Linked DNA regions of Mus musculus: all the other regions are linked to region 1. The links are chromatin loops, found by intact Hi-C in ENCODE. Cell type or tissue: heart. All regions are shown on one strand. Links, peaks and the distances in the headings refer to the core of each region. The heading gives the core; the rest is flanking DNA.

What was found. A loop is a pair of places that touch in the nucleus more often than their neighbours do. Peaks named below come from ENCODE experiments on the same cell type or tissue, not always from the same donor. Only the 100,000 strongest peaks of a DNase experiment are listed, where the experiment ranks them.
Region 2: it touches region 1 in a loop (3-fold over the local background); 8 of 42 quality-filtered maps call a loop at or near these places.
Region 3: a loop joins it to region 1, with 4 times the contacts of the local background. A loop is called at or near these places in 2 of 42 quality-filtered maps.

Annotation. Positions count from the first base shown.
Region 1 is chr5:97,130,556-97,141,596 of GRCm38, reverse strand. It overlaps Gm33609 (a long non-coding RNA gene), which reads right to left and starts at 9,823. Exons shown (of 9, transcript XR_003955944.1): 1 at 9,741-9,823; 2 at 7,866-7,986; 3 at 5,993-6,077; 4 at 5,312-5,724; 5 at 230-290. In heart, for the core only: no CTCF peak of the experiment used is centred there; no DNase peak of the experiment used is centred there.
Region 2 is chr5:97,596,627-97,607,667 of GRCm38, reverse strand. No RefSeq gene overlaps it. Among named protein-coding and RNA genes, the nearest start is that of Gm34029, 34 kb to the left of the region's middle. In heart, for the core only: a CTCF peak has its summit at 8,671 (motif pointing right); a DNase peak (open chromatin) is centred at 5,297.
Region 3 is chr5:97,691,980-97,703,020 of GRCm38, reverse strand. No RefSeq gene overlaps it. Among named protein-coding and RNA genes, the nearest start is that of Gm34029, 61 kb to the right of the region's middle. In heart, for the core only: no CTCF peak of the experiment used is centred there; a DNase peak (open chromatin) is centred at 5,250.

The DNA of each region.
Region 1 (11,041 bases), core at 2,079-10,078:
ATAAAAGCTCAACTAGTTCAGCCATGCCCATGGTGAAAGAGAAATGGTCTGTCGATTTAGATTTCCCACAATTCCAACGCCTCTTCTGTTTACTCTCCACAGCCTTTAAAGAAGGACACACTCGCAACATGTGCCCAGAGGATGGATTAAAAGCAAATCTAAATTCAGCAGCCTTTTCCATTACATTACAAAACAGAATATGAAGTATTCTGCACAAAAGTAGACTTACCCCTTCCACAACAACTAAAGGAAACGAAGCCACAAATGTGACTGAAAGCCAAGGAAGACACCTGGGAGGAGTTAAGGGAAGACAGAAATGATGTAATTTACATTATGATCTCAAAAAATTTACAAAATTCTTTTCAAAACTTAACTCCCTGCCATGAGAAGAATCACAAATTTTGATACTTGAAGATGTCTGGAGATGTGTTTCACAAATTCCCAAAACACGTTTTTCTTCCCCCCATCACTATGCGTGCTATAAATTCACATCCCTGTGCACATGCACACACATGCACACATGTGCACATACACACACACAACACAGTCTTTTTCCATTACTTTGATAGGAAAGTCTTCACAAACTCTCTGGTCTGGGTTTCATCTTAGCTGTCCTCATTTCCCTTGAGTCTCTTGCCACCAGCCAACTGACTCATCCCATTGACAGAGCAGAATATGGCTTATGCTTCAGATTCTAAAGCCTGTCCTCCTCACTTCAGACGCCAGCTCTTCTCTCTTACTCTATTTAGGGTTCTGATCAAGCTTTCTGACCTTTCCTCTTCTCACTCGAAAACAAACGTTTCAGGGCTGAAAAGATGGCTCAGCAATCGTGAGTGCTACTGTCTTGCAGAGGATCCGGGTTCAGTTCCCAGCACCCAAATGGCAGCCTCCCACCACCTGGACCCTATTCTGACCTCTGCAAGCTCCTGCATGCATACACTCACACACACCCATAAAATATTAAATAATTTAAAATTTTAAGGCAGCATATGAGAGTGCCCTCCTTTTATGACATTTGAATTGAATGTATACAATACACGTGAAGCACTAGGGATGTGTCTGGGATGTAATGGGATCTCTACAGGTGTTTGCTATCAGGAAGTCTTCTCTTGTCTGCTATTCAGTTTTAACTACCTATGGCCAACTATAGTATGCAAATGTTAAATAGAAAGTTCCATAAATAGACCTTTGAGCAGTATACCATTCTAGGGAGTATAATGAAATCTCATGACACCTTCCTAAACCAAGAAGTCGGTGTTGAGCAGAGCCACACTATATATGCTATTGCTTGATTAGGCTTGAAGTAGACTTCTTGGTTAACAAGTGGATTGTTGAGGTATCATAGTGCCCTGTATTCAAATAATTATTACTTGACCAAAGACCCCAAAGCACAAGACTTGTGATGAGGGGGAGGCATGAGAGTATAACATGTATGCATACATGGTGTGACAGGAGATCCAGAGCACAGGAGAAAGAGCACATACTGTATTTAAAACTAGGACTTGCAGAGATGAGGAGAGATACAGTAAACCCTCAGAGTGGACAGGGCTAGACTTACAGTGATAGAACTCCAGCAGATGCTAACAAATCCTGATGGATGATGGAGAGACTGTTGTCGGTCCTGTGCATGCAGTCAGCAAAAGCTTGCTACAGAACACTAATGAGCAAAGAACTTCGTGGAAAAACAAATCCAGTTGATCCGTCATCCATCCTTCCTATGTGTTTAATGAAGTACTAATCAGTGGGTGGCATGTAGTTACCCAAAGGCAGGGAAGTTTTACTCTGTAGTAACAATGTGTGGTGCTCACAACTGGGGCGGTAATACTACAAATTCCTCCAAGAGTAACTTTAAGTAAAATAAGAACATGTGGGGTCATATGGAGCTGCAGAATGAGCACTGAGCAAGCCTCAGTTTGTAATAATATAGTTCCCAAAGCAAACAAACAAACAAAAAGAAAAAAGAAAAAAAAACAGTGTGTCCATGCAACTTAAACCTAGACTAATAGTCAAGATGACTTACAGGAATAAATGCAAGCTGCAGGTTCCAGCAATTCAAACACATCAAAAATGTGTGGCATAAAGTCAGATTTTCTCAGGCATAGAAGATAGTAAGAAAATATAAGTTATAATGATAAAATAGAGCATTAATTTAAAATAACAACACCAACAATGGGTGTGATCCACAGATACGGACAGTGTAAGAGTCACTGTAAGCATGCTCCGTGTGCTTACAACATCAAGTAGAAGCATAGCTAACATAAAAAGATACAAATAATACTTTTGGAGATGAAACGTAACATGTGGATAAAACCCCAGAGAGGATTGGCCAGTTACACATATCAAGAAAAATATACTAGTGAGCTGAAAGTTACAGACATTATCCAAAATGAAAATTTGGAGATTTTTTTAAAAAATATAAACTAAACACCTATGGAGCAACTATAAACTGTCTACTATATGTGATATAAAATTCACAAGCAACAAGTGCCCCAAAACAGAGGAAATGTTTGAAGAAACTGTGGCAAAGATTTCCTAAATTTGATTAAATTAAAAAAAAAGCAGTACTCTTATAGATCCAAGAAGAACATAGATACCATAAATAACCCTATTAAGAAACTAAAATTATAATTTGAACCCATTCTTTCAACAACATCTCAGACGCAGATGATTTTATTAGAGAATTCAATAAAGCAATTAAGAAAGAAATATTGCTAGCTCAGACCAGGCAAAATGTGTCCATTGGTGCAATAGTCACAAGGCTTATGAAGATAACCAACTGCTTTCTCATCAGAGCTGAGGCCCACCCCACAGGTGGGAATTTCTGCTTGGCACCTTAAACTGATCAGAAGCCCATGGATAACTGGGCCAGTGAGCTGGTTCAACCAGTAATGGGGCTTGTGGCCAAACATTACAACCTGATTTTTAAAATGAGTATATAAAGTACTTGATAAAATCTGATATCTATCCTTGATAAATCTGATTCGGCTGAGATTTCAAAAGAATTTTCTTAACCTGAAAAAAGTCGATCAGTGTAAATGCAAACGGTATATAGGATTCAAAGAGAAACCAGAATGTGACTGATGGCGTAAAGTGTGTCTTCCATTCCCCAAATCCTGAGGTTCCAACCCCAATATCTCAGAACACTTAGAATTAGAACCCTTTAGAGAGAATTACAGGAAAGAAAGGTCAGATTGCTGGGTGATGGTGTAATGTAGCTGAAGTTCTGATAAAGAGAGAGGATGAAGACACAGACCTTGGGGCAACCATGGTGGGGGACACAGTGACAAGACAGACATCTGTCACCTCAAGAGGAAAAACCCAGATGACACCTTGGCTCTGGCTCTCATTTCCAAGTATGTGAGAAAATGAATTTCTTTTGCTTAGTCTACATGGCCTGAGGTATTTGTTTATAGCAGTCTTGGGAAAGTAATACAGCCAGTTAAGCCTGAGTGGTGCCATTTAAAATGAAAATAAATGTATAATTCTCTACAAACATACACAGTATATTTACTTATATTAGCTGAATATAAATGAAAATAAATAATGCACCTGAAAAGGTACAGAAAACGCATGTAACAAAATCCAGTACCTATTCATAATTACAAATTCTTAAGCATGACAAAAAAAAATACCTTCAATCTGAAAGATAACCTATGACAATCCATAACTCACATCATCATAAGCCGGAAAATACTAAACGCCTTCCATAAAGCAGTGTCAGAGACTGCAGACAGAGAGGAGGACCTCTTCATGTTCTCTATTCCACGAGAGAGAGAGAGAGAGAGAGAGAGAGAGAGAGAGAGAGAAGCAACTGCAAGGCATCCACCAGAGCTGGAGAGACAGCTCAGTCCTCAGTCGTTAGGGCCACGGTTTGCTATTGCAGAAAACCTGGCTCAGTTCTCAGCACCCACATGGTAGCTCACAACTGCCTATGACTCCTGTTCCGTGGAATTCCGTGCTCTCTTCTGACCTCCAAAGACGCTCACACACCAGGTGCACCGACCTACATGCAGACAAAGCATCCATACATATAAAGTGACATGCAAAATTTAAAAAAGACATCACTAGAGAGAAGAAAAAAACAACAACAAACACCATGATTATCTACATAGTCTAATACTTCACTGACCATTCTCTACACATTAAAACAAACACAACTGAGATAATAGGATATAACACTGCAGGCTATAAACTCAACTAAGATAATAGATGTCACAGAGCACGGGCTGCAAACTCAGCATACAAAACTCAGTTGCGTTTCTATATAGAATTTACAAACAGTCAAGCAACTGAAGTTATAAGTCAGTACCATGTGTCATACCACAAACCCCACGAACACCGGTATCAGTTCTACTGAAAGCTATGTGAGCCTTCTGTGGTGAAAAGTGCAAGATGCTTAGGATACAATTACAGCTTGAATATGTGCGGAGGTAAAACAGGTAAATGACCAGCAGCTGTTAAGCATTTTCCCAAATCTATGTATCCAGTACAAACCACATCAAAACCCCAGCTCCTTTTCAGGGAGAAACTGACAAACTAGTTCTAAAATGTTTATGAAAATATAAAGCATCTAAAATGAAATCCGCTATGATCCCTACACTCCCCACTGAGAACTGCCTCTATGAAAAAGGGTGGAAAAGAAATTATCCTATTATAATAAATACCAGCTTATTCCAATCTTTAATTTAAAATGTGCAAGTGCTACATAGAATAGCCTTAGATATATCATAATACTGCCGATAATGGAATTTTAGTAAGTTGCTTATTAGATAAATTTCATACTAACTAAAATAGTATCCTGTATATTTACTATATGCAATATACTATATCAGGCAATCTGGGCACAATAGAGCCCACAAATCTCATGATCCATTTTGTAGTTTGTGTTATTGAAAATGTGACACACAGATATGATTGGTCTGGGGAGACAGCTCAGCCAGTGAAATGTTTGATCCACAACCTGAAGACCTGCAATTGATCCACAGAGCCTGTGTAAAGTATCTGGGTGAGTGGCACACCCTGGTAACCCTAGTGCTGGGCGGCAGAGCCAGGGAATCCTTGGGGTCTCTCTGGCCTGGCAAACTCGTCCCATTGTCAAGTTCCAGGACAAATGAGAGACCTTGTCTCAAAAGCCAAGGGGTATGGCTACAGAAGAATTACACTCAAGGTTATTCTCTGGTCTACACAGGCACACATATACAGGCATATATGCATTCACAGTCAGATACACACAGAGTCTTAGTTAGAATTTCTACTGGTGTGATAAGACCTGACCATGACCATAAAAAGGGAGAGGGGAACGCTTGCTTACCTGCTTTACACTTCCACTCCATGATTCAGCATCACAAGAAGTTGGGCAGGAACTCAAGGTGAAAGACAATGAGTCAAGGAGGAATGGAGAGCCATACAGAATGATCTGTTGCCAATGCTGGACACTCACTGCTTCCGAATAAGCTATAAAAAGCACAGGTCACTTGACAGAAGTATCTGCTGGGCCATTCAAGGCTTCTCCAAATAAGCTATGTAGTTCTGTGGTTGGGATAGCGCGTGAGCAGCAGAAGAGGAAGGGGTGTTTACTTTCTCCCACCCACCTTCTGCTTCCTATGATCAGAGATTAATCCAGGACAATGCAGCACACTCCTGAGTTGAGTCATTAGCTCTTTCGGTGGTGGATAAGACTCTAGGTACCACATACAGCTGTGGGCTTCATGTGAACTGCAAAGGCTATGAGTATCATAGGTTCTGTGTTAGAGCTGGTGGTAAGCCACAATGACAGCTTGGGATGAGAAACTAACATGACAAAGGGAAACTGAGGCAGGCTCTAAGATCTGCCTCGCATGCTAACAACTTCTGTAAAAGAGACATTTAGTTAAAGTGTATTCGTTGAGGTTTTGCCAGTAGTCTACACAGTAAACAATTGCTAAACCTCAGAAGTTTCAAAGAAACAAACAAACAAACAAACAAACAGAATACCCATCTATTTCTCTCTCACCTGTCTGCAGGTCAGTAATAAGTTGGCAGAGCTCAACTAGTCCCAGACTGGCACAGATTCAAGCTGGTTTCTTGTATCTGGGTTTCTGAAACTCAAGCAAAAAGAACTCTGGCTAACAGTGGCATGCTGCAGTCACGGCAGATGGCAGAAATATAAGAGAGGCCAAAGAAAACAGCCATGCCTCTTAAAGCCTTAGTTCAGAACTGACACATTACCATATATATATATACAACTCAAAACTGTCACTTATTTTCTCTAAAAAGCCTCTCTGTTCTAGTACAACTTACTGTTCATTTCTTCTGGATAATCCTTAGTGACTAGTATATAACATAACTGGGGTATTTTTGGCAATTGGTCTCCTATTCGTAGCCTTATTCTGGATCTGTTAAGGCAGCCGTTATTTGGCCATCTCTTCCTCGTGCTAAGACCTGATAATTGAATGCTCGAATGGTGCTTCATTAGCAGCACCAATTGTTCCTGTTAACACAAAGACCGAGGACATTTAGAGACACTCCAAGTGCTGTTCATTCATGAACTAGAAGCAAAAGTTCCTGTGCTCTGGAGACCAAGAATAGCCTAGATGTTCCTTAGCCTTCTACGCACCATGTGTTTAGTTAATTAACACACTCAACTTTTTCCTCTTTTTCCCCTTCTCTCTCTCTCTCTCTCTCTCTCTCTCTCTCTCTCTCTCTCTCTCTCTCTCTCTCTTTCTCTCTCAACTGCTGCCAACATTGCAAAGTCAAAATAGCTGTGGAGGGACAAGCTGTTCTGCCTCGTGCCTCATCAACATTCCCTGTTCAGTGTATCAACACACAGGGAGCACACAGACCCCCATGCTACAACTCCTCAAAAAAAGTCCCCTGGTGGGGATTTTCTTCTGAGGAAAGCATCAGAAGAAAGATGGCACTCTCCTTCATACACAAAGTCACAGCTAGAAGGCATGAATTTAAACTATCACTCATTCCTCGAAAAGACCTTATGCAGGGTCATACACTGAAGACAAGATTAAAACTTGCAAAGGCATTTTCTTTCCAACAGATCAATTTAAAATCATTAGGAGAAGCTCGCTGGGGAGAAACTCAGTGGACTCACACTCTAACTCAAAGCTCCTCAGTCTGTTGGGGAGCATTGTAATTTCAAACAGTGACTGCTGCGATCATCCTGTATCGGGTAGATAAGATGGCTCAGAGGAAGGGTGGTGAGGTGAGATGCTCCAAGCTACTTTATTACAGAACCCAGAGCAGGAAACCAACTTTGCTATTTGAAATGGGGAGAGAGGGGGGGATCACTAAAGGATTCACCTACTCATCTATATTTGGACACATACAAAATTGAAGTGTTTCTCTTACTCGTGTTCTTATTGACTAAATTGATATCTACCTCAATACAAAATGGAATGAAATACCATAAGCCTAAAAGCAGAGTTCACTGATAGAGAAATCTTTCATTCGGGGGACATATATCATCCTTTGTTTAAAAAAAATTAGGGGGGGGGGGTCAGTTTAGAGTAGATTCTGAGAGTTACTTCATACTAGGATTAAAGGAAGGGATGTTTCTGTAGTTTTCAGTCATTATGGAAAGTATTTCCCGCAGACCAGGAGGAACTTTTAAGGAGTAAAGGCACTTTTCGTCACGATTGACAACTTGAATTGGATTATTCCCACCTCCTGGAACTCACATCGTAGAGGGAGAGAACAGACTCCTGATAACTATCCCTTGATCATGGCGTAAGTTCCTTATCCTGGTGTTCCAGCCCCTCGGGCATCAGTGTCTCCTACTAAAACTGAACTGCCTGCCAGAACTGCTACAGGAAAGGGGAAATCCGAAAAACAGATAGCTCTCTAATTCTTAACTCCTTGAGATAATCACTTACCAAGGGAAAGGGTCTTCTTCGGTTGTTCTCATGGTTGGTTGGCGTCAATGATCTGGGCCTGTGAGGTAAATCATGTCAAGAGCTGAGAGCAAATGGAAAGTTTCTCTCCATGGCCTGGAAGCTGAAGAGGAGGTCCTAGTAGTACCATTTCCTTTGGAAGTACACACTCCCCATCCAATGACTTAAAGATCTCTCACTCGGCCCCACCTCCTAAAGGTTCCATTACTTCCCAGTAGCACTCTACTGGGTAAGCCACTACAACACAGTCTCTTAAGCGCCCTGAATCTCTCTGGCAGAGGCATATTTACAGGCTTCAGGACTCGGATGAGCACTTGGAGGCCTCACTTCTCCACTCTGTCTACTAACAGAAACTTTAGCACATCTAAAGGCAGGGCAGTCTGGGAAACATGGCCTTTAGTCACTGTTAGCGAATCTCTTTAACCAGCAGCTTCTTTTCTGAGCTAATGAAACTCATGTGAAGGAAAAATATACAATATATATATATATATATATATATATATATATATATATATATATTAGATATACATAGATACAGATGTAGATTGTTGAATGATAGACTATAGCAGTCGAATAAGAGAACTTCCAAAAACTGACATTAGAAGGATTTTTATATCAGTGTCTCTGCAGTCTGAATGTGAAAAACTACTTCCATTCATATTATGGCCCTAAATCATAAAGGAAATGTACGGTAGCATCATCTTAGCAATAGCAATGTCTGAGCATCTAACATGCGTTAATAAGAAAATCAAAAGCCCAACAAAATAAAAGTTGCCTGTGACGGCAGCTGTTAAGAGAAGCAAGACATTCTCCGCCCAGGATTTCCTAACCTGATGTGGCTTAGATAAATCATCTGAGTTAATCAGCAGTTTGGGCACCAGAATGGAAAGTCTGTCCCCCAATATAGATGATTTGGCTCCCTAGCCAATCCAGAAATCACAAAGAACTGCTAATACCTGTTTAAGCCTATAAGTTAAAAGTTCGTTTATATGAAGCTGGAAGGGTTTTTAAATATCTTTCCCTGGAAGTGTGGGTGTAAATTTTATGTAATAATAGTTGATAACTCAATAATTTCTTGTCATTAACACACTCTATCCAAAGTCAGTGTATATAGTATAGTATTTATGGCTTCAAAGTAGAGGCTTATGAGGGAATGAAAAAGACCCCTTCCTATCCTCTTGTTTCTACTCTCTAGCCTCAAGTTTCCTACAGGGACAATAGTGACATTTTGAACACTAATTCTCTTCACAGGGGCGCTTCTGAAGTTCAGATGGTGGCAAGGCCATATCCCCTCGAAGTCCCTAAGGAAGAGAGTACCCTTGTCTCCTGTCGTCTAGCAGTCTCCAGCAGCTCTTCCTGTTCCTCCACTTACAGAAGCATGTCTCCAACCACTGCCTCCAACTCCACATGGCTTTCCCTCAGTGCACTGGGCCCAATTTTCCAATTGCTTCTTAAGAGTCTGACCTACCTCGGCATGATCTCATCTGAATTTGAATATATCTGGCAAAGACCTCATTTTAAAATGGGGTCACATTCACTGATCCTCGGTGGGCAAAAATTGAGGTGAAGAACATTATTTAACCCAGTGCAGTTTGGGTTAATGGAAGTTAGGTAAACTTGAGTAAAATGCAGTCATGGTTTTTTTTTTTTTTTTTTTTTTTTGCCTGTCTATCTACAGATTAAATTTTGTGCCAATCATAAGCCAATAAAGAAATGTTAATATAGCACCAATGGCTTTGAAATGTTACATTTTAGATCACACAAAATAAACAGCTTCTCTTCCGTCATTCTGAAGAAGATTGCAGTTACCTCAGCTACGTTATACCAGAATATCAACCAAAGAATATAAGCGCCTACCTTTCCACGGGGAAATCTCCAAGTAAACGCATATTTCTAGTGATTCCCATTTTCTTCCATGACATTTAAATAATCACATAAAATTCTGATGGAAAAAAAATGAGGCTTAGTATAGGTTATTATAGCATCCACCTGACTCACTTTTCTATTTTGTTTTCTGGATGGGGAGTGATAATAAGAAAAATAAAACCAAAAAAGACTGAGTCATGATCTCTCAAAATCAGATAGACTAGTTACTGCTAAGCAAGAAGGGCTAAATAGGCCCCTTAACTAGATAGACTAGTAAGTGTTGAGCAAAGGTGATTAACTAGGTCATACCTTAACCAGGTAGACTAGTTAGTATTGAGCAACGAACAGTAACTAGGTTCCTTAACCAGGTAAACTAGTTAGTGTTGAGCAAAGAGGTCTAATTAGGTCCTTTAACCAGATAGACTAGCTAGTGTTGAGTAAAGAGGACTGACTAGGCTCTCTTGGTTCAATGGTGAGCCCAGGAATGTGACCTTATCACTCTGTACCATCTCCACCATCAGACATGTGTGTCTAAGCACCCATGAGCATGAAAAAGGCGGTATCTAACGAGCTACAGGAAGAGGAACTTTGACTTAAAAGAAAACAGCAAAGGACAATGGTTTCCAGAATTCACGTCACCCCATCACTGTTACCCCAGTAAATTGGTGGAAATACAACTCTTGGTAGAGTGCACGTTTCGGTTGGTCATACGAGTATTCTTAGTTTTCTTCCTTTTCTTGGTTCCTGGTGATACCATTGTCTTACCCTAATCAGACAATGTTTCTATCAAAGGAGAGGGAATTTTTTTTAATCCAGGGCTGAATTGTGACTCTGCTGTAAAATACTGTACATATTCATGAGGCCTAAGTTTGTTTTCCAGCACCCAAAAAAGAAATTCTATGCCTTAAGGCTTATATGGAGATCATATCATTTGCCAAGCCCCAGATATGATTATGATAATATTTAAGAAAAATGTATCTTTGAAAGCTGAGTTACACAAAATTTCTCAATCATATTCACTATGTATTTTGTGTTAATCCATCAATCTGGTGGGTTCTTTAAACTGTGACAAATTGAATCAGTTTTTAATACATCCAAAGATAACATCTAGATCAGTTACCACAGTATACTTGTGTAATTAGTCAGACGTGTCCTTAGGACACTAAAATATTTACTAAGAAGCAACTTAAGATAGCCCCCTGTTAGAAGGAGCCCAGCCTCGTGGTTTATTCATCTGTCTACCCACCTGGAAAGTCAACCAGCCAGCCTTACATATTAAGAACCAATTCATG
Region 2 (11,041 bases), core at 1,091-9,090, 470 kb before region 1:
AAGATAAAAGGTGTTATGTGAAGATTGCATAGTGAAAAGGCTCTGGCCTCTCGGCTGCGTCTGCCTATGCTGTCAGCTACTGGCTCTTTGGTCTCACAAGCAAATTAAACCCTTCTTTTAAATCACTTATGGTCAAATTTTGTGTTCTATCTTGTGTTTATTTGTTTTGTAGTTGAACTCAGTCTTGTTACAACACCATTAGATGATAAAACAGAGCCATACCAAGAGCCCCAGGGTTATACTTTATTAGTGAAACTCCTACTGACTACAAACTAGTTTCTACCTCTAAGCATTTCTTGTAATGTATAGCTTCTATGTCAAGTTGTCTGAAAAAAAATAATAAAGCCAAGAACCGTGGTGAGACATGTCATTATTTTAATCATGTGTAGACTCATGATTCTGTGGCCTAAAACCAAAATATCTGGATCACAAAGAAGCCACTCAGGTCTCAGAGCAATGTTAACAGTTCAGAAACATGAACCAAATGGAAAAGGGCTAAACCTGAAGGATTTTTTTTTCCTGTGCCTTAGCCAAAAATCTGTCTGGGAATTATCACCAATATAAATGCTGTGGCTCTGGTTTCAAATCTTGCTCAAGAGAAGGAATAAGTCTTGTCACAACAAAGGAGTCAAGAGCTATTTTGGCAAGTTTTGCCCATGCTTCTGAGGAAGAATGATTTTCTGGGTCAAGTAACATTTATATTACATAGACGTGGACATAATTGTCTTACTTAAATAGCATATAAAATGTGATGAGTGCTAATACTTCTGACAAGTGCTAAATTGAGGGTGTAGTTTTTGAGCCTTATGAGGAACACTCTTTGTCCTTGAAACATATGCATAATTCTGTAGTCAAGTATCAGGCACACGGGCTCTGAGCTCGAATAAAATAATTTGGGAACAGGAAAACTATGAGAAATAAAAGAACAATGGCCAAAAATAATCTATCACATTTTATATTAATGTGCAAAAGTTATGAATTTCCATAATCTTTATGCATGGCTGATGAAATGCTATTCTGTCCAAAGAAATGCCTCTACACAGTGGAGAGCCAGACCATATGTAACATTACACACAAAGACACACACATAGCACCATTACCACCACCAGTCCTTGTCAGTCTTTCATGGACGTTTTAGCACATGCCAGTATTCTCTGTCACTTTCAATATTCTTTATAAATCTTATACTTGAAAACAAAATTAAGCCAATGCTTATATAAGAAAGAGTCCCTCCTAAATAAAGTAAGAACATTTTTTTCTCAGAGATCATAACTTCTGAGTGTAAAATACAGTCTTACAAGGAATTTAAACTTTCTTACAGACTTTCAAAGCAACACCTCTGACTGCATTTGACTGTTGTACAATTTAAAACATCTTTACCATATGCTTAAAACAATCAGTGACCACGTGGAAAAGTAATGTGTTGAGAAACTTTCATTTTTGGAAAAGAGATTTTAAACTTTAATTTACATGTATTCAGTTCTCAAAGGATTTTTGTGTAAAATATATGTACAGTCAACCATGGAAAATTATGGTCACCTTCTAGTCTGAGTGAGTCACCTACTTCATCTCCTAATCACTCAAGACAGATATTGAGTTATTGGACGAGACCACCCAAGTATGGACTTCAGGAATATAAAAGCCCAAGTTCCTCAAGGAGCCTACAGAAAATTTTGCAGCAGATCCATCTCGAGGAGAACAGTGAGGATTATGGATCGATACATGCAAAGACACATGCAAAATGATGCTGGTATATAGCTCCAGGGCAGCGGTCTCAACCTGTGGGTAATGACCCCTTTGGGGTAGAAAGACCCTTTCACATGGGTCGAATAGCAGACATCCTGCATATCAGATATTTACATTATGATACACAACAGTAGCAAAATTAATTATGAGGTAGCAGTGAAAATAATTTTATGGTTGGGTGATCACCACACAAAGAACTGTATTAAAGGGTGGCAGCCTTAGGATAGTTGAAAATTACTGCTATACAGGGGGAAAAATGAAAAAAGAATGCCAAGAAAAGATTGACAAAAGACTTAGAATTTTAGAGAATCAATGAGAGTTTATTAACTTAATCTAAAGATAAGAAATAAAATCAACAAAATGATTTTTGTAGAATAGGTAAGTAGACAAGGTGACAACAGCAAGCTCAGTTCTACAAACAGGAGCATGGGTGGGCTTATCTGACATCGTCACAGTGGGGTTCACATTTAACGAGCAATGCAAGGTCATGGGTAGTTTTAAATATAAATCATGAATATTTATATATTTTGAGAATTCAACTTTGATCAAAGTAGTCATTTTAGAGTAGAGTACAAGCAGAGACATAGATAGCAAGGCAATAAATAGCTTAGTATAGAGATAAGAAAAACGAAACTAATATGGCGGCTACAGCTGCAGGGCAGACAATATTGAGAAATGCTTGAGTTTGGAAACCGAGGCCAAAATGCTGATATATTAGAACCTGCCTGTGGATGGTTAGGTAGATAATCAGCTCAGAAAAACAAACCGAATATAAAGAGCATAAAGATGTAAAGCATAGGCAGAATTTGATTATGTGCAAGGTACCTATCCTAAACTGCAGCACATAACAGTAGGGTCTTCTGCTGTGCATTACAACTATAAACCAGAACTTGAAATAAAACTAGAAAGGCACAAGGAGTAAAATTAGAATTTAAAGACAAAAGACTAAATTCAGCATATGATAGAAAGTATAATTGAAAAGGCAACATACCACAGGGTAGTGGTTGGTCATGCCTTTAATCCCAGCACTTGGGAGGCAGAGGCAGGCAGATTTCTGAGTTCAAGGCCAGCCTGGTCTATAGAGTGAGTTCCAGGACAGCTGGGGTTACACAGAGAAACCCTGTCTTGAAAAACAAACAAACAAAACAAAACAAAACAAAAAATAAAAATAGAAAAAAAGAAAAAAGAAAAGGGAACATACATAAAGATAAATCTTAGAGAAAAACTTACTTAGGGGTTCAAACAAGAGGCAATGCTAATTTTAACCCTAAAAATTATATCTACTTTCTTTTTTATTTTTTGTTATTTTATTTTATTGTTGTTTTGTTTTATTTTTGCTTTTTAAATATTTTATTTTTGAAATAAAAATATAATCACATAATTTTCCCTTTTCTCCTTTAACTCCTCCCATGTACACCCTTCCTTTCAAATGTGTTTCATTTTCAAATTGTTACACACACACACACACTCACACACCATACACCTTTCAAATGCATGTTTCTTTTTCAAATTGTTATTACACACACACACACACACACACCTTTCAAATGTATGTTTCATTTTCAAATTGTTACACATACACACTCACTCACACACCTTTCAAATGCATGTTTCTTTTTCAAATTGTTATTACACACACACACACCTTTCAAATGTATGTTTCATTTTCAAATTGTTACACATACACACTCACTCACACACCTTTCAAATGCATGTTTCTTTTTCAAATTGTTATTACACACACACACACACACACACACATTCACCTTTCAAATGCATGTTTCTTTTTCAAATTGTTGTAAACACACACACACACACATACCACACACCATATACACACTCTCCTAAATATGTAAATGCAGCCAGTTTAGTCTGCATAATATTACATGTATGCATATATGATTTCAAGTCTAACAGCCTGGTATTGGATAACCAACTCACCATGCGTGCCTAAACAAGACCTGAATGGTATCTTAAACATGCTAACAAGGAATAGAGACATCTCACTAGGCTCCACCCTTAGCCAAAGGACTCTAGGCAGCTAAGGGCCACTGAGAGTTAGAGAAATGGTCTTTCTTGATGTCATGGTTTGTATATTCTTGGACCAGGGAGTGGCACCATCTGGAGGTGTTGCCTTGTTGGAATAGGTGTGACCTGGTTGAAATAGGTTTGTCACTGTGGGTGTGGGCTTAAGACCCTCAACCTAGTTGCCTGGGAAGTCAGTCTTCACTAGCAGCCTTTGGATGAAGACATAGAACTCTCAGCTCTGCCTGTGCCATTCCTGCCTGGATACTGCCATGCTCCTGCCTTGATGATAATGGACTGAACCTCTGAACCTGTAAGCCAGCCCCAATTAAATGTTGTTTTCTATAAGACTTGCCTTGGTCATGGTGTCTGTTCACAGCAGTAAAACCCTAACTAAGACACTTGAGGAAAGCTCCTCTCTTCTTTTATATACATTTGTGCTTCTTTGAATGTTCCAGTCTGTGTTGAATTCTAATAATTAATAAAATGGGCTGGGGGCAAGGCCTGAAATAAAATGTCATTTCAATAATTCTTCTAAATTAGTTTAAGCCTTAAATGTCAGTTCATAAACTTATTAAACTGTTATGTGTATTTTTTCATATTGGTAGCAAGAGTTCTGACACTTGCATAGTAACTTTATGGAAGTTTAGTCAAAGAACAGTCCAAGCCCAAGAGCAGTCCAAGCCCACTAAATAAAGCTCTAAACTGCTACCTAGAAGTTCTTCAGGATGACACAGAGCAAGTTACAAACTCAGCAGTGACTGCAAGTATTTCTGGGGAATATGAAGAGTCGGTCAATCCAGCCATGGAAATTTTTACATCTTAGATTCAAGGAATATTTAGTACTAGGTTAATTGCCACTTACATTTCAAACTCTTCAGTGAATCTTAAGAAAGGAGATTTGTACAAATTGAAGATTTCACTTCCAAAGAATAATACACAGTGTCCCATTTGTTCTCTGAAAATGGAAACTCTGCTGTTGCAGCTCCTTCATGCATATGACATTGAACACTTTCATCTCAGTTGATCTATTGATGGCAAACAATGCTGCTTTACCACTGATATGTTGGTAGCTGAGCAATGGAATTATCTTCCCATTTTTACTTTGTCACTGTTTAAACAGTAGATATCAGAAGACCCCAAAATTAAGTGTAATCGAGCAAGACATTTTCCAAACCTTAGCATCTGGCAGTTTTTTGTGCCTGTTTATAGCTAAAAAAAAAAATAATAATAACAAACATGTCTTTACACATGTAATTTTATATGCCATGTCAGCAGGTAACATACTTCAAACAACCTGTGGCACACAGAGATGAAACAACTATTTTATCTTTGAAAATAGGAGAGTCAGCCAACATAGTGTTAAATACAATTATAAATAATCCTCGTTCGAATTTTAGCAATGCTTGAACACTCTGTTCCTGACTCCTCTTGCATTCTCAGCCAACTATTAGATTAATGTATGATTTGTGTAATTCCTCCAGATGAAGAAATTGAGCTGTAGACGTTTGGGACTGTGCCCGAGGTGACATAACAAGTGCGTGTTAAAAATAGGATCAAACTGGCTCTGTCTTGTCTGGTCTGCTTTCTGTTTGTGAGAGCATAGCATTTCTGTTTAGTCTTGTAAAGGGAGAGGCTGCAGAAATCCAGCGAATCCAGATTACTTTAAGTCAGACAGTGCCACACTCCAGTCTTTACAGGGTTCCCTAAATACTGACACACTTGAATTACAGATGACCAACTTCAGATAATGACCAAGTTGCTCATTACCATAGATGGAAAGAAATTATCAGCATTGGGTTTTCCATTTTCAGACCATTGGATGATTATCTATGCTGACACATAGAGTGGTCAATTTATTCCCAAGTGACATGGATTCCATGAGTGATTTAGTTTATTGACAAATCCTCACTTAAGTACTAAACCTGGAATCCTGAGACTATAGGGCACTTCTTATACTCTGTAGCCCTACCTGCATGAGTCTTAAGCAGTGACTGATTGTTCTTAAAATGTCCTTGGCACAGGACCACTTTGCATTTGTTATTAAACCATTGGCTGTTTTTTAATTTTAAGAAGTATTAGGTTTTTCAGTGAAATAATGCCCGGGAAGTGAAACCAACATAAAAAGATCTAAAATAATGTCTAAGAACATTCCAGAAGCAATCTTTGAGGATTTGCAATATAACCCTTCTAGACCAAATTGGTTGCCTGTTGAAAATGTACTCCTGTCATTCATAGACAGAGAAGGTGACTAAACGGTTAGTTACATGCTTGGCTGGGTAGTGCAGCCATGCTCTTTCCTGGGCAGGGTGTCCTTTTCCTGTGTTGTCTGTGATCTTGAACCAGAACTACATTTCCAGCCTGATGATCTCCTGAGACACTGTGACTTGTGCCCCATCAGCTTTTAGGTGGGGAGAGTCTTTCATTAAAAAAAAAAAAAAAGTATTGCAAGAACAATGGTTTATGCAGAGCAAATGTAAGCATGACAATTCAGTCCTGCGGTAGGACAAAACATGTCAGAAATGTACAAGGTGCCAGTTTGATTTTATTCAGCAGGCAACTCTATGCTCTGAAGGAAATGGTTTGCTGACCTACTGGTTACATATGAAGAGGAATAACAAGTTATAAATTAAAATAATGCTGTTCCTCTGGTTAGTGGGTAAGAACATAATAACACTGGAATAACATGGAACTTTTTGCCCAGACAGTTAAATTAACTCACTGGAAATGCAGCAGACTAGATGATTCTTTCCAAAAAGTAACATAATCATTTCTTTTTCAGGCTTGATTAAATTCCCTCTGCCTGTGCAGATTTTATTTCTGGTCCCAAATTATATGTATCCATTCCTGATCGTTGAACAAAGCATAGACCCTGAACGATTCGTCTCCAACATTCAGTAAACTCAAGCTACGGTAGCTCCAGGCACTGAGCATTCCATGTGAGGGGGCTGAGTTGAGCGCTCTGCTGTATAAGATGCTATTTGCATAGACATATGAATGTGCACACTTTGGACACATCCTCAACGGGATTTGTTTTTTATTGTGATAGGCAAACAACCCTAACTGAAGTAGGGCTTCCCTGTTAAAGTGCTCGGCCACCTTAACCCAAAGCAGGTATCAGAGAGCCTGACAAACCAAGTCACCCAAGACATATTTGCATTCTGAGCGTCAGCAAGGCTTAAATTGTATACAGAACAGGAATCTGCTGCTGACACCATGCTGAGGTGGCCAATTTTCTGGTCATAACAAGGACTAAGCCCTTCAGCCACATCAGAAGGACTGAGTGTCAGGGTTTTGCTGAGGGATCACAGGCAAGTGACAGGAATAAAAAAAGCCTACTGTGAACCTCGTGATAGTTGATGACTCTGAACTTCTTTAGTCGGAAAGCATCAGAAGCTATGTAGCAGGGCTTGTGCAAATCAGCTCTGCGCTGTGAACTGACTTGCAATGTATTTTTATTCACATACACAAGAAAAATGTGAAGTCAAACCAACAAGAAATAGATGTTCGGACCTAAAGACACTAAAGGCCAGAAGAAATGAGCTCCATTCAAACTCATTGTAGGTGAGTATTCAGAGGCAGACTGGCTGCTTCAGCTGTTCTGCCCTTACTAGGAAATAAAGCCAGTGAGTCCCTGAGGACACAGCACTCGAGAAGCACTAATTGACCTTTAGACTATGTGAGTAAGGTGGCACACAGTAGGCATGTCTTATGGTGATTGTAATGAACAGTGAACTGATCACCTTGGGTTTACCTGCTACATGTTTTCATATTTGTACTCCAAGCAAAGCTAAGGGTCCCCTTTAATTCAGGAACTTAAAAAGAAAGGGTGGACCACTGAGGAAGTAGGTGCTGGCATGGAAACAGCATAGGTGCTGGGGCCAAAAGGTGACCTGAGATAAAGCTACAGTGCTCCTGCACCCTAGCCAGCTATCTCACCATGCTTTCTACACATCAAGCTTTTTAGAAACACAGAGTTAGAGCTCAAGGCAGCATGGTAGACTCAGACACAAACTGAGGGTGAACATCTAAGAAAAACATGGTTTCAGGAACTCCTCTTTAAATCCTTATACAAATAGAATGGAATTCCATGTAAATTTCTAAGAAATATATTAATTTCTTATTAGAAACAGGAATGATTACTCCTCATGTTACATAATTTGCCATCGTGCTGGGGTGAGGAAGGGTAGTAACCCTATACTACAGTGAACCCGGCCACGCTGAAAGTGATCGAAAGCATGTCTGATTGTATTTCCCCCCTATTGGTTTAAGTCTTTTAAGCATGTCTGTAATTATTTTGTAAAGGCGCAAAGCTGAAATTTGATAAACAGAAAAGGAACTAAGCTACTAATTTACCCCTATGTAGCTCATTTGTGTATATTAAGCTAAACAGAATAACAACAACTACAACTATAAAAATAGAGCCCATCCAAACCTGTTCAAGGCAGCTCACATTGCTACCATTTTCAGTTAATGTTTTTCTATTTCAGAAATAAAAGTATACACGAAAAAATGCATCTACCAAAAAACAAGTTGGACAAACCAAGATAACCGTCGAATGTTATTTCTGTTTCACATTCATATTACAATCATGTAAACCTTTGTGATTTCTTTGAATTAAAGCAAAAATCACCTTTACAGTGAAAGGTGAGCGGAATTTACTTGCCCCTGTGCAAGTATATTACCAACACCGTCAATTCCTTGAAAAAGAACAACAAAGGAAAGAGAGAGAGAGAGAGAGAGAGAGAGAGAGAGAGAGAGAGAGAGAGAGGACGAACAATAAAAACAAAAATACTTCTCTTAGGATTTGAAAAAGACATGAGCAAAATGCCCTGCCTTAGGAAGAGATGCAAGCAGTGGACTAAAAGTAACCTTGATAAGTTCGCAACTCGTACAGTTTCTAATCAGTAGAGGGCTCCCTCGCCTCTACAAGACCTGAGGTGGAAAGCACCATCTAATGAGCAACAGTCACACATTGTGCATGCCCCTGTGTGCCCCCCCCCACACACACACGCACACTCACACACACGCACATTCGTATGCTCACATCTACGTGAATAAAGCTGTCATTTTTATTGTTTTCAAATGCCTTTAATATCTGTTTAGTTTAAATCTCAGAGAAATGAAGGCACAGGCAGCACCCACCGGCAATATGCTTGAACATTCTCTACCTAAAAATGCCGATAGGTGTTTGCAAGTTTCCTCCGTCTGGTGGTGACATTCCTCGGTTCTCATGTACACTTGGCTACTTTCCTGAATTCGAGTGCCTCTGGTTTCTCCCTTGCTTGTGTAATTGACATTAGTGTCACTACTCAAGCTTTGCAAAATAACTAAATAATAAGGGATGCTGCTGAGGCTTCCTCTTCATCATGCCCTACAAAACCGGATGTTACAAAATCCCCCATATGCATACAATGCAACGCCTGACATCACGGAGACCAGCTATATTTCCCTCCACTGAAAAATAGATGAAGACATCTTGATTTGGTTGACTTTTATTGGAGATTTTTTTCTCTCCTTTTCTTGGCTTGGTGGCTGATTCACTCACTAATCTGCAATGAAAATGCCAAAACTATACAAACCTCACCAGGGTGGAGATTTGTTGCAAAAAGAGAATTTCTGGCTGTGCCAACGCAGAGCTGGATTCATGTCCAGCTGCACCCCCAGGACAGTTTCCATGATACAGTTAAAAGCTGGCTGGGCTATCGGCAGAATCGAGTGTTTAAACATCTTGCTGATGGTTCTCATTGCCCTCTGGCTGCTTAAAAACACTGGCTTTAATGAACCTCTCCAGGGGCCCTCTGACGTCCAGCTGATCTGAAGTTATCACTCATGAGTTTGCTCAGTTGCCAGATTTCTGAATGTGTGCTGGATGCTCTTATAAGAAGGGAGAGGAGAAAAGCCTGTATCGCGATAATTGTGAAAGCTTGCCGCCCACTTCCCAATTCACATGGAATCCATTGCATGTCTCTGCTTAATGCCCTGACAATTGCCTCTGGGATACCTTTGTTTCTTTAATACATATCACGCCTTCTATTCGGCCACTCTAGCCTGGAGCATTACACTGGAATAGTGTCCAGGTGATGTGTGGAGGCTCGCTGTTTGTCTCACCCAATTTCTTTTCTGAAATTGAACCCCTGAAAATCTTATCACCTAAGTGGTTTTGGCCATTTCCAGAAGGCATGTCATATATGCTCCAAACAGCTTAGTCAGATCTCATGACTCCTGAAATATACTCAATAGAATCAGCTTTGGCTCAGTACTAGGGAGCCCAGTTGCGTGTACCTTGCTCGGCAACCTGAAGCTACTACAATTCACACAAATCTTTTCATCTCTTCCTCTCTAAGTCCTGCACTGGTCTCTCAAATGGTCTCAAAGTAGAGATGGAAATGAGCATAATTACTTATTCCTCAAATGCCTTCCAATCCTCAGCAGCTACATACTTTATCCGCATGGAGAAAGGAAGGTTCCCAGAGGTCAGGCAACCCATGGAGTCAACCATCCTGTGCAGCAATCGGACTTTCAAACCCATGCTCTCTAAATTTAAACTCTTGGGTTTGTTTTCACAGAAGCCAGCCCTTACATAGTAAAGATTCCCATAACGACTACCATACTGGGCTCTAAAACCCAAAGTACCAAATATAAAGGTTTTGCAGACTGAATTGGCAGGCACATCTACATAAAGCGCGTATCTAGTGCGCCTGCGCACTCCTCATAACCACAGCTTCCTACTGCAGATGCTCCCGACCTGACATCACTGTCCGGTAAATAAGTCGTTCCTTTCTGCAGAGCCCTTTCTGACAGTGTGCTGCTCCTTTCTTTTATTTCTACCTGTCCCCATCTTATGCTCATTCCTAATCGAGAATTGTGCCTGCACGCCTTCTCTAATCGCCTCAGGCCTTCCCCTCCTTCCTCAGATATTGCCGTAAACCTCCCCTGCTTTATGGGAACCCTTGAACTATTTAACTATTGCAAGCACACAGGTTATTTTCACATGGTCGGGCAGTTTTATATGTAGCTAGTAAGTCAGTTTGTTCGTGTATAAATTGGCCACATAATCTCACCAATCACTTGTCTCTGCGTTAATGAGCCAATGAACCCTTCCACATAGACCCCAAACCACTCAATTTTATAATCAATATATCTCCAATACTCTTTTTTCAACTGCCCAACAAACCTGTACCTTCTCTAGAGGCTGTACTTTCAGCCCAGTGATAAAGTGCTTAGCGGGCCAAGGGTCCACATTCAACCTTCAGCACCAAAGCTAAAC
Region 3 (11,041 bases), core at 955-8,954, 560 kb before region 1:
ACAGTGCCTTTTCTATTGTTGCAGGGGTCAGACTGATGCTCAGCAAAGCTGACAGAGCCCATCCTTAGTGGATGCCACTGCAATATTAACACTCATTTGGAGCAGATGTGACTAAAAGCATGAAACATTGAACAAACAGCTGCCACAGATCCAGTGCCATTGCGTAAGCTCTTATGTTCTATTAATGCCTCGGGTTGGCGAGGCCAGGAGGGCAGACTTTATTCCTCACAGTTCCTTAGCAGATGGGCTGGATGATGGCTCCTCAGAGAAGGGCTGCCCCATAGACATGACCTTACACCCCATGTAAAGATTCTAATACAAAATACCTACCCAAGAAAAAAGATGTATCTAAGGTCAGGTTATGCCGTGTCGAGAAATCTGTACATATGCAGAGTACTTCATGGATACTGGTTTCTATTTTACTCTATTTTATTCAACTTTGATTTTAATAGTGGGCTAGGCTCGGCGATGTTTCCTCTGCTCTCACTTTGTGATTTCCTGTGTTCACACTTGGGTGTGTAGGAAGAGTCAAAAGCTCATTGGCTCACACTCACCTACTTCTGTTTACCTGATCCAGTGAGCTCAGAGTGCCTCCAAGTCTACCATCGCCCATCCCACACCCTGGTGGAATTCTGTTTTCATCTGTTCACCAGGACAAACTGAAATTCCAAAATGCAAAGCAAAGAGGTCAAATGTTGTAGATCATAGGAAAAAAATCCATTCATACTAAAAATCATGCACTCTCTGGCTGTGGTGCGATAGAGAGAACACGTGGGTGGTGTTGAAGTTTGGTCTGGTTCTGGCTACAGCCCCATGCTCCCAGGAATAAGACTCAGACTCAAAATATTTTTACAAATACCTCAGACTTATAATTACCTCTTCTCTGATATTCTGCCATTTGTCTGGTTACCTGTGCTCAGATACTATGTGTCCAACTTGTCACATCTTCCTGGCAAATCTACCCCGCCTGGCTGTATCCCAGAATTCTGTCTCCTCCTGGATATCCCATGTCCTCTTTCCTGACAGGTGATGCATCCATACAATACACAAAATATTTTCTCTACAGGGTGGTGTTCACAAGTTCAAATAGCACAAGAGCAGGTATGTCTCTGGCTTATTCTCTTTCCGGATGGTTTCCACTCCATGGCTCTATCATTTTCCCATGAAGACTAGGGTCACCTGGGTAATCCGTCTGTAACAAGCTGCACTGACCTCCAGCAGGTGCAGAACTTTTTCAAGGTCAGTGGTTTATGGAATATATTTTATTTATTTTTAGAATGCAAGGCCTTCTAGCTACAATTATGTTCTACCCATCATTACTCTCCATATTCTTCACCCCAACCTGGGGAGTGGAGGTCAAGGAAGACAATGAATGTGTGCAGGATGAAAAAGAGAAGCCATATCTTGAAAATGATACAGGAAAGCAGCAAGTGTGTCATTTATCCATTTTCCTTGGTACCTACTCTGTGCCAAGTATATATGAACTAGTACCATGATCATATAACATTTGCATTTCAATAGAGAGCAACTGACCAAAAGACAGTAAGCAAAGAGCTTGGCCAAATGAGTTATTCAAAGTCTTTTAGATTTGGTACCTGCTACAATGATAACAAAGTAGGCTATAAAAACCTATGGCAGTGGGGGAGGGGATGTGCTGAGTGAATCAGAAAGCTGAGGGAACACTTCTCCGAGGAGAAGGCGTCTGAGGATCAACAGAAAAACAGTGCAAAGAAACCACCACTGGGCACATTCTGAAAATCTCAGATGGAGGAAAGAGTTAAAAATAGACCTACAGCTGACAGAATCAAAGAACATTACAGGCAGAAGGAAAGTATTTTGTCACCCGAATTATGTTATAAACTCACCTTATGACCATCTGAAGAGTTGTGGGTAGAGGGGACACAGAAGGAGACCAAATTTCAGCACTGATTAGCAAACGAGTCTCCCAAGATTCCTCAAAAACTCACTGTTCACAGAGCTGGGAATCACAGCGAAGTTCACTTCTAATCTCAGCTGTTTTTGCAAATGTAGTACCATGCCCAGGAAAAAAAAGGCAGGCTAAGCATGACTCTCTCTCTTCATACACACACCATTTGCTGCCTACTTATCACAGTAGCCATAGTTTCAAATATGGAGAACTTTACCTCCCATACAGGAAAGGCTGAGTGAGAGCTGGGAGTTGTACATTAGTGTTTGCCTCAGAAGGGAATGAAACTAACTGTGCTGAGAATGGTACCAGAGGGGAAGCCAGCTCAGAATGTTCTGTCTTTTTTTTTCTCCCTGGAACCTAACATGACATAAATCCAAAGCCAGGAAGTCACAGTTCCAAACACGTTGTACTAGATACTGCTTAGAAACAGCAATGCAATGTGTGAAATGCCTGTCGTGCTGAAAGGCTCTCGACTTCTCATGAAAGGGAATGTCTGGAAGCCACCTTCCTACAGTATGTGGCATAAAAATGAAACAAGCTGAAGTTGATAATAGCATAAAAAAGAAAAGCTGGTCCTGTATATGTTGGCATAATTATAAAACATATGTGCAGACATGGAAAAGATAAACTGATGTGCATCTACATGGTGGTAGTGATGGTGGTGATAGTCTGTGTGCACGTGTGTGTATATACATGCATATGGGCATGTGTGTGTGCATGTGCATGTATACATACATGCATGTATACATGTGTGTGCATGTTCATGCATGTATGTGTGTGCATGTTTCTACATGTGTACATGTGTGTGCATGTATGCATATGCATGTGTGTACATGTATGTGCATGCATGCATGTATGTGTGTATATGTGTGTGTGTGTGCATGTTTCTTTATGTTTGTGTCCGTGTGTGTACATGGTCATGCAAATTCAGGATGATGAGATGAAGAAATATATAAGGTTTCATAATTTTGTATCATTTAATTAGTTCAAGGTATATAAGCAACATAGTTTGGGTTTTGTTGGAACTGAAAACCACCACTTGTCATTGTCTGCATACTCTCTTTACCACAGAGTCAAAAAGGTTCTAATGTGCAGTGATTCCAAGCATGTATAAAACTATATACTGAGATGTACAAAGGAAAAAAGGAGAGTACTTAAGATATCTCCTGGGGGTTGAAATGATTAAGAATGCTTTATATTACATTTCTAGATGGTTATGTAAGTTCCATAAAAATAAACATTATCTTCATAAAGATAGATGGTTTAAGGATTTTTTTTTTAGCTGAAGCAATATAGTCTGCATTGGATAAACTTGCCTTAGACACACAGGATGGTTTCAAAGCTCATACAGCAAGCTCAAAGAACTAAGTGACACCAGCAGCAAGTGTATGCTGTTGGGAAGGTCCCCTTCTCTAATATTGCAACTTGTCACACAGGCACACTACCAGTGTTCTAATATAGCCCCTGGCTTGTGACTGGGTCTCTACACCTCAAGCTTGGTTCAGTGAATGCCATTAGGCTGTAATATAAGGCACTCCCAGTCTTATGTTAAGTTTCTGTAGGATGAGGCCCCTCCAGGATTCACCCATGCTAAAATTTTCCCACCCATCTTTCCTCTGTCAGTGTGTTAGCTAATTTTTTTGTTGTTGTTGTTAAAGTGACACGAGCTAGAGTTGTCCAAGAAAAGGAAACCAGAGTTGAGAAATTGCCTCATAAGATTGTCCTGTGGACAAGCCTGTAGGACGCTTTCTTGGTTTGTGATAGATGTGAAAGGGTATAGCCCATTGTGAATCAGACCATCCCTGGGCATGTGATCCTGAATGCTCTATGTAAGCAGTTTGGTCAAGCCATGAGGAGCAAGCCAGTAAGAAGGAGCAAGCCAGTAAGAAGCACCCTTTCATGGCCTCTTGTACCAGTCCCGGCTGTATTTTCATGACCTGATTTCTCTCAGTGCTCAACTGTAATCTTCGAGGTGTAAAAAATATTTTCACCAAAGTTACATGTGATCACAGTGTTTATCACAGCAATTGCAAACCTAATTAAGACAGATGATGTTCATTGACTACTCAAGGTTTCACTAATCTTTTCTTCTTATTGCAGGGAGTCGACATTCAGTACAGAGTCTGCTTGATGTTAGCTTGCAGTTCTTTAGATTAGCTTTGCTTTCTCAGCAAAATCATTACATCCAGAGCAGATCCTATATATAAGCTCAAGAAAATATTCTCTTGCTGTAAGCAAATGAAAGTATCCATGGACTTAATGATTTGGCTTATTTTAGACTTGGAGAATCTATCATCTATCTATCTATCTATCTATCTATCTATCTATCTATCTATCTATCATCTATCTTTCCATCATTTATTATTTTAAGGAGTATTGGTGAATTTAGGACATTGTATACACTTGGCCAGTGTTCTACCATTAAGCCTGCATCACCCCAGAACATTTCAGAAATATATTTCAACTTATAGAATATTGTTCCAACTTGGAAGACCCTCTTATTATACCAGCTTTCCTAATAGCTCTGCTTTAGAAAGGATCAAGATAGTAAATAATTTTCACTTCTCTGAAACACAGCTAACCCTTTCCTAATAGAAGCTAAAGGAAGATTATACCCCAGAGTCTTCAATGGTTGCTATTTGAGATCTATAAGAATGCTAGCTCCTCTCAGACTTCTGTGTACTCCAACAACTAGCATGTTGGGTTGTATGTGAAAATAATATGCAGAACTTTCTTATTTTCATCTTTATTCTATGTGTATTCTATCACCAAATTTTTATGGTTTTAATTCTGAAATATCACATCTAGATATTATGTTTCTTATTGTTTAATCTTCGAGGCAGCACTTCCTGGTTTACTTGTGATCAATGGTCTTAGTGTGATTTATTTACTGGTAAGTATACTTACCAACTAACAAGATGGTACTGAATCAATACCAGAACTAGTCTTTGTGTGCCTAAGACATAATTCCAAGAAATATAATTTATTGACCTCAGATCTAAGTTGAATTATAGAGCATACGCTTTGCTTGGAGCAGTAATGATGCTTCAGAAATTGCCACCTGGCTAACAAGCCCAGTGAGCAGTGTACAAGGCTCTGATGTCATTTATAACAATACCTATACATCGGATAACAAGAACTGCACTGGCTTCCACCTCTGTTGGCTGTCCTAAGTGCTGGAAAGACTAATTTGCCTCTCTGAGTTGCTACTGGCCATTGCCACCTGCTGACTTTGGCACTCTGATCCCCTGGCTCCCCTCCTGGAATCCTGGCAGCCTTCCCATGATGCCAATCTTGAGCCAGAGAATGCAGGGATGTTTGGAACTGCTCGAATTGCTGAGGCCACATTGTGCAAAGAGGCTGACAATGGGGAATCGCGTGCTCCCCAGGGTCCGTGTGTTGACGACTCTGAAGATCAGCTGGCTAACAGCAGCAATGATTGGAAACCGCCCCAGCAAAGGCCAGATATTGGCAAGGAAAGAATATTGAGAGAACAAGCATCTGTAGCAAAAATAAACAAGGCTTTATGAGATAGTTGTGAACCTTTTTTTTTTCATTCAGCCTGAATTCATTTTAGACATTTAAAACTTTTCAGAGCATTGCACTTGAACGTTTATATTTTACTGTTGTACCTCTCCATCCGAATGCTTCTACTTGTAAGTTGTGTATTAAAAGTTAGATGTTCTTATTCAGGATGGGAGTTCTCAATTGCTACTCAGTCATGGTGGATTCTTGGGTTTCTGAAACTCTGAAATTCTTCCTCTGTGCAGTTTTTTAAGACCCAAAATCTTGATGTTTTTGATTACTTGTGTTTAAAAAACAAACAAACAAAAAAAAAAAAACCCCAATGTATAGAGCTGAGGATATACCCCAGAGGTAAAGCCTTAACCTAGCAAGCAAGACTATATGATTTCAACCCCAAATAACTGAAAATATTTTTAAGCACATTGTCTGAATAATAAACTAAATAGTCTTCTCTTAATAAGGATGGAACATTTGTGAACTTCTATCTAACCAGGTTGCAGGATCTCACATGATGTTATAGTTGAGTCAGCACGGTTGCTATTCATTATAAACAGAATCATGATAACCAATGTAACATTTCGCAGATATGAATCATGGCTTGTGGGAGTCATTTATTAAGTCAATTTTATTTAATTCATGTCTGATGAAGTCAATAGATTAGGCCATTAATAGAATAGCCTGATGTACTCAGAGGTACTGAGAACAATGTACACGGCATACAATGAGGTTAGGAACAAAGAAGAGGGGGAGATGAGGACCAGACCATCTGCTGCGGCTTCCATGGAAAGGGATGGGTGAGGATGGTTAATAGGTTTAGGTGATAAACAACTTTAAATAATATCAGCTAGCCCTGGGACATGGCTCTATATCTTATGAAAGTCCTGGCCCCAGTAGGAGTGGAGTATTAAAATAGCCGAAGTACTGAGTACTAAAGACCTGAGAGAGGAAGTAGCTGTGACTGGCTCTGCACAGGTTTGCTATGTCTAACGAGAGGCTGCGTTTGTTTACTGTATCTGCTAATGATCCCAAGAAGGGCAGCCAGCTAGCAGATCATCAAGAACAAAGAGTAACAAGACTGGGATTCATTCCTGAAGTTAGCCAGCCTGTGCAGGATCATGTGGTAGTGAGTTTATGACAATGGAAACATAACTTGTTTGGCTTTATATATTGGCTTCAGAGAAAAACTCCCCAGTCTCCCTTGATTTGTCTGATAACTGCTTTACCACAGAGGGAAATAATATAATGACGTCTAACATTCATTATGGCCAACCATAGTCACTTCCTGACGTTATGCAGGGAGGGAAGAAAAGAAAGAGGAAAGCTGAGTGGAACCACAGGTGTCCAAAGCCCTGTGGACCATGATGACAGGCCCGTTTACTGTTCTGATAGCAGAGACACAGTAGTATAAAAGCACCAAATGGTTAGTGTGTGTGTGTGTGTGTGTGTGTGTGTGTGTGCGTGCGTGCGTGCGTGCGTGCGTGCGTGCGTGCGTGCGTGCGTGTGTGTGTGTGTGTGTGTGTGTGTGTGTGTATTTTCCTTTGTTGGATGACAGGGTATTTGGAGAAAGATTCCTTTTCTTCTGATTACTAGAATCGTAAACAGCTGGTGGTCAGAATTTGAGACAGAGGGTACCCTGAGTCTATAATCTGGCATTTAGGTGTCCTGCTATGTCTAGCTCCTTCACTGGGCTAGTTTATTAGTTATTGCTCTGACGATAATGTACAAAGATAGTATTGCCTTTAGTAATGCTCAAAAGTAATTCCAATCTTTAACTATCCAACATGAGAAAATTTGATAATTTTTTATCTGTTAATGCTTCTGCCTCTTATTTCATACATTTCCTTAAGGATATGAGATTTTCATCTTCAATTTTTATTCCTCTTCACTTAAAACTATACAGAGTTTAATCTTTCTATAAAAAATGCTTCTGAAGAACAAGCAACCCAGACATATGTCATTAAAAATCAAGAAAGTGCATAAGATTGTTATGGCCTATTTCTGAATTGTCCCCCATGAAAGATGTTCATGTTTCCAGAACTTGGTCTCTGGTGTTTTTTGTTTTGTGGGGCAGATCCTGGCAGGACTATAAGGAAAAATATGGAACAGAAAAATAGAAAATTAAAATTATCTATTACCTTTGCATATGAATGTATTATCTTTATAGCATAATTTTTAGTTATTAATTTGTATGTATGAATATGTATATGTGTCAGGGTAGGGTATGTGTGTGTTGTGGCATGTGTGTGGAGATCTGAAGAAAACTTTCTGGGTTCTGGGGATGGAGCGCTGGTTTGCAAGGTGAGCGACCTCACCTGCTGGGACATCTTGCCAGCAATTGTCCATGAATTATTTTCCATTTTATTTCTGTGTCATTATCTTAAACATATAAATTTAATAGGAAAAATATATAGTTTCTATTTCATTTTACACAGCGTTACGATCATTTGCAAAGCTGTCACATACTCATTCATGTGATGTAATTAACATCATCTTAAAGTCTTTCAGATTAATACAAGAATAATTGAGCACTTGAGAATATGTAGCTCTGAAGTAGAGGTCCCATGATCAGAAGTTACATTAAGGAGGAACAACTTAAAAACCTCTAAATACAATCAAAGAACTTTCTTCAAGACATAGATGTGCTTGCCTTAGAAACTTAGATACAGTAACATTAAATCTCTCTCTCTTGCAAGAATGAACCAATCCTCAAAAAACAGACCAAAGCTCGCTTTGTATTGCGATATTTCAACTCATTATAATCTCCTATTCCTTGTTGCCTCCTACTAACTTAACTGCCTTAAGAGACTTACAGAAGACTCGAGCTGGGTACAAGGTTGAATCAATTGCCACTAGAGCCACATCTAATTACTAAGAAGGTACTAGGGACAAGTTGATGATGACAGGAAAGAAGAGAAACTAGGCGTTTCATTGGAGATACCGGAGATGAAGGAAATGAAACAATACTTTAAAATATGCATCTGGTTAAGTGGGAAAGAAGAAGATTGCCACTGATTGAATAGGAAAAGTGACAAATTGATTTTTTTTTTATCTTAAATATTTTTCCCCCAAATCCTCTTTTGCCTGGAGGTAAGTAAAAGTATAAAGTATTGCTATATATAGGGGCGCAGTATTGTTCCCTGAATGAGAATGGTACCTAAACAACACATCAAGACACTTGGCCCTTTACAAGGGCAGTCATCAATTCATTCATGGTTACAGATCTACTCTACTCCTTAATGATTTGCACTGAGTACTGTGTGCTAAATATTGAAGTGAGTGACTTCATCCGTAAGTAAATACACATGAGACCCTGTTCCAGGAGGGACTATTCAAAGGTTTAGAATGTTAGCTTAACGAACTGGATGATGACTTTAAACACTGAAGGAGAATTTGTGTATGAAGGATTTGGTTTCCCTCAGATGATCCCCCATAGTAGAAATTTAACAAAGTAAACACTATATTTGAAAAGTTGAGGATAAACACAATCAAGACTCCTATAAAAGTTGGAGTTTTCAAAAGTTAGAAAAAAAGTCTCTCTGGAAAATGCCAAACTCTCTTTCACCAGATGTAAGTATATGGTGGACAAGCTGGAAAATGACTTAGAGTGGACCCCAAATTGAGTAAACACCCGCTAAATCCATCCCTACTTTTACAGCCGCGGGATTCTACACAGTGGGATATTATGCAAATGATTCCACAGACTCTTACAACTGATCTCCAGAACTAGCAAACTCAGAAACTACTTGTTTCCAGAGCCAAGAATGTTGAGTGGAATCCTCCACTTCCTCCTCAGCTCTCCCCTGGGTACCAAACTGCAGGGGAGTGAGAGACTGTGCTCTCTTGATAGATGAGCTGGAGAATCCTTCACAGCTGTGTTGTGGAAATATTCTCCACTTCCCTCACGATAACATTGAGTCATAAAAGGAGAAAATGAACATTTATTTGCCAACTCCACCTGTCTGCTGGGCCCACCATATCTATATTAGCATCAAGGGAGCTTGCCTATACTGCTGAAAATTTCATCAAGAGGAGCGACGCAACTGCCATTTCCCTTAAGTTGTGGTTAGTGCTGGTTTCTCTTCTCATCAGAAGCCAGAAGACAGGAACTGAGCCTTGGATGGCTCAGTTGTCATCGCTAACATTAAGGGAAATGGTTGGAACCGGAAACCTCAGAACATTTCGAGCTTTTTAATCCGAAAAATTCAGAGCTAGATTGAAAATTCCTTTTGTTCTAAATCCAGTCTGGATCCATAAAAGTCTTCTCACTGGAAAAGAAGAAAGAAAATGCATTTCCTTTTGTCTTTTAGATCCAGAAGAGGTCAAATAAAAGGGGGGAATGGGTAAGACTAAAAAGAAACCGAAATTTAAAAATTGCAACATTCTAGAATTTATTCTTTTTTTTTCCTCTTAAAGTTTGTCAGTTCTCTCTTTATAAAACCACTGTAATAACAACCTTTCCATCATCATAGAGATTCATGTGAGAGTTAAGAGTGGCGTTTTCATTCTATGCTAATAACTAACACAAATTGATGTTTCTGTTTTCTTTATAGTAATATTTGCTTTTGTTTTTCGTTTTGTTTTTTTGGTTTTTGAGACAGGGTTTTTCTGTGTAGCCCTGGCTGTCCTGGAACTCACTCTGTACTCTGTAGACCAGGCTGGCCTCGAACTCAGAAATCCACCTGCCTCTGCCTCCCAAGTGCTGGGATTAAAGGAGTTTATATTTGCAGGTAATTGATCTGCCTCCTTAAGACTTTTAAGTCTTTTTTAAGATATTTGTTAGGCAGAGTCCTAAATCTAAAACATGCCATGCCTCCTCTGACTTGTACTCTAAAGTTCAAGCTTAGAGATGACCTGGTAGGATAATGTGTATATTGCTCTCTATTTAAGAGTAATACAACTATCACACCAGTACAATCATTAACAAAAGCACAACGGGTTCCTTGGATCACAGATGCAAAATAGGCCTGGCACCCACACCTACCACACTCACCATCGGTTAGTAACTGTGCATTGCTGACTCCTTCAATCACTCTGGCTCCTTCACAGTGTAATCAAAGTGTCAAGCATGCTTTTTTTTTCCCCAATTAACTTTCTAGTCTTCTGCTTATATAAAATACCCTCAAATTAACATGTCAGAAAGAATATAGATAAATTATCTACAATCAAAAGAATAGAAAAATTCATTTCTTCTATATGACCCATGACCTTGGCATCATATCATATCAATGCCCCAAACCTATTAACATTTGGGACATTGGAAACTAGTGGACTTCTCCTCTAGGTCTTGCTGATGTCCACAGCCCATGACAATTCATGTTTTCTTTACTTTTTCTGTTAAGATTTCCCTCTTGTCTCCCCATCTTGTCTCAGATGAACAACATGATTTCTAGCCCATGTTGGCAATCTTCTTCTGCCCTTACCTGGTCACTGTCCTGCCTGTGATGTCACATAGCAATGATACTGAACAAGAAAGAAACAACAATGACCAGCTGACTTCAGCAGCTACTGAGTGCTTTGTAAGTCTAAATTATTTGACTTGTGTAATGTCAGGATAAACATCCTGTGTAAACTCAGGATAAAGAAATG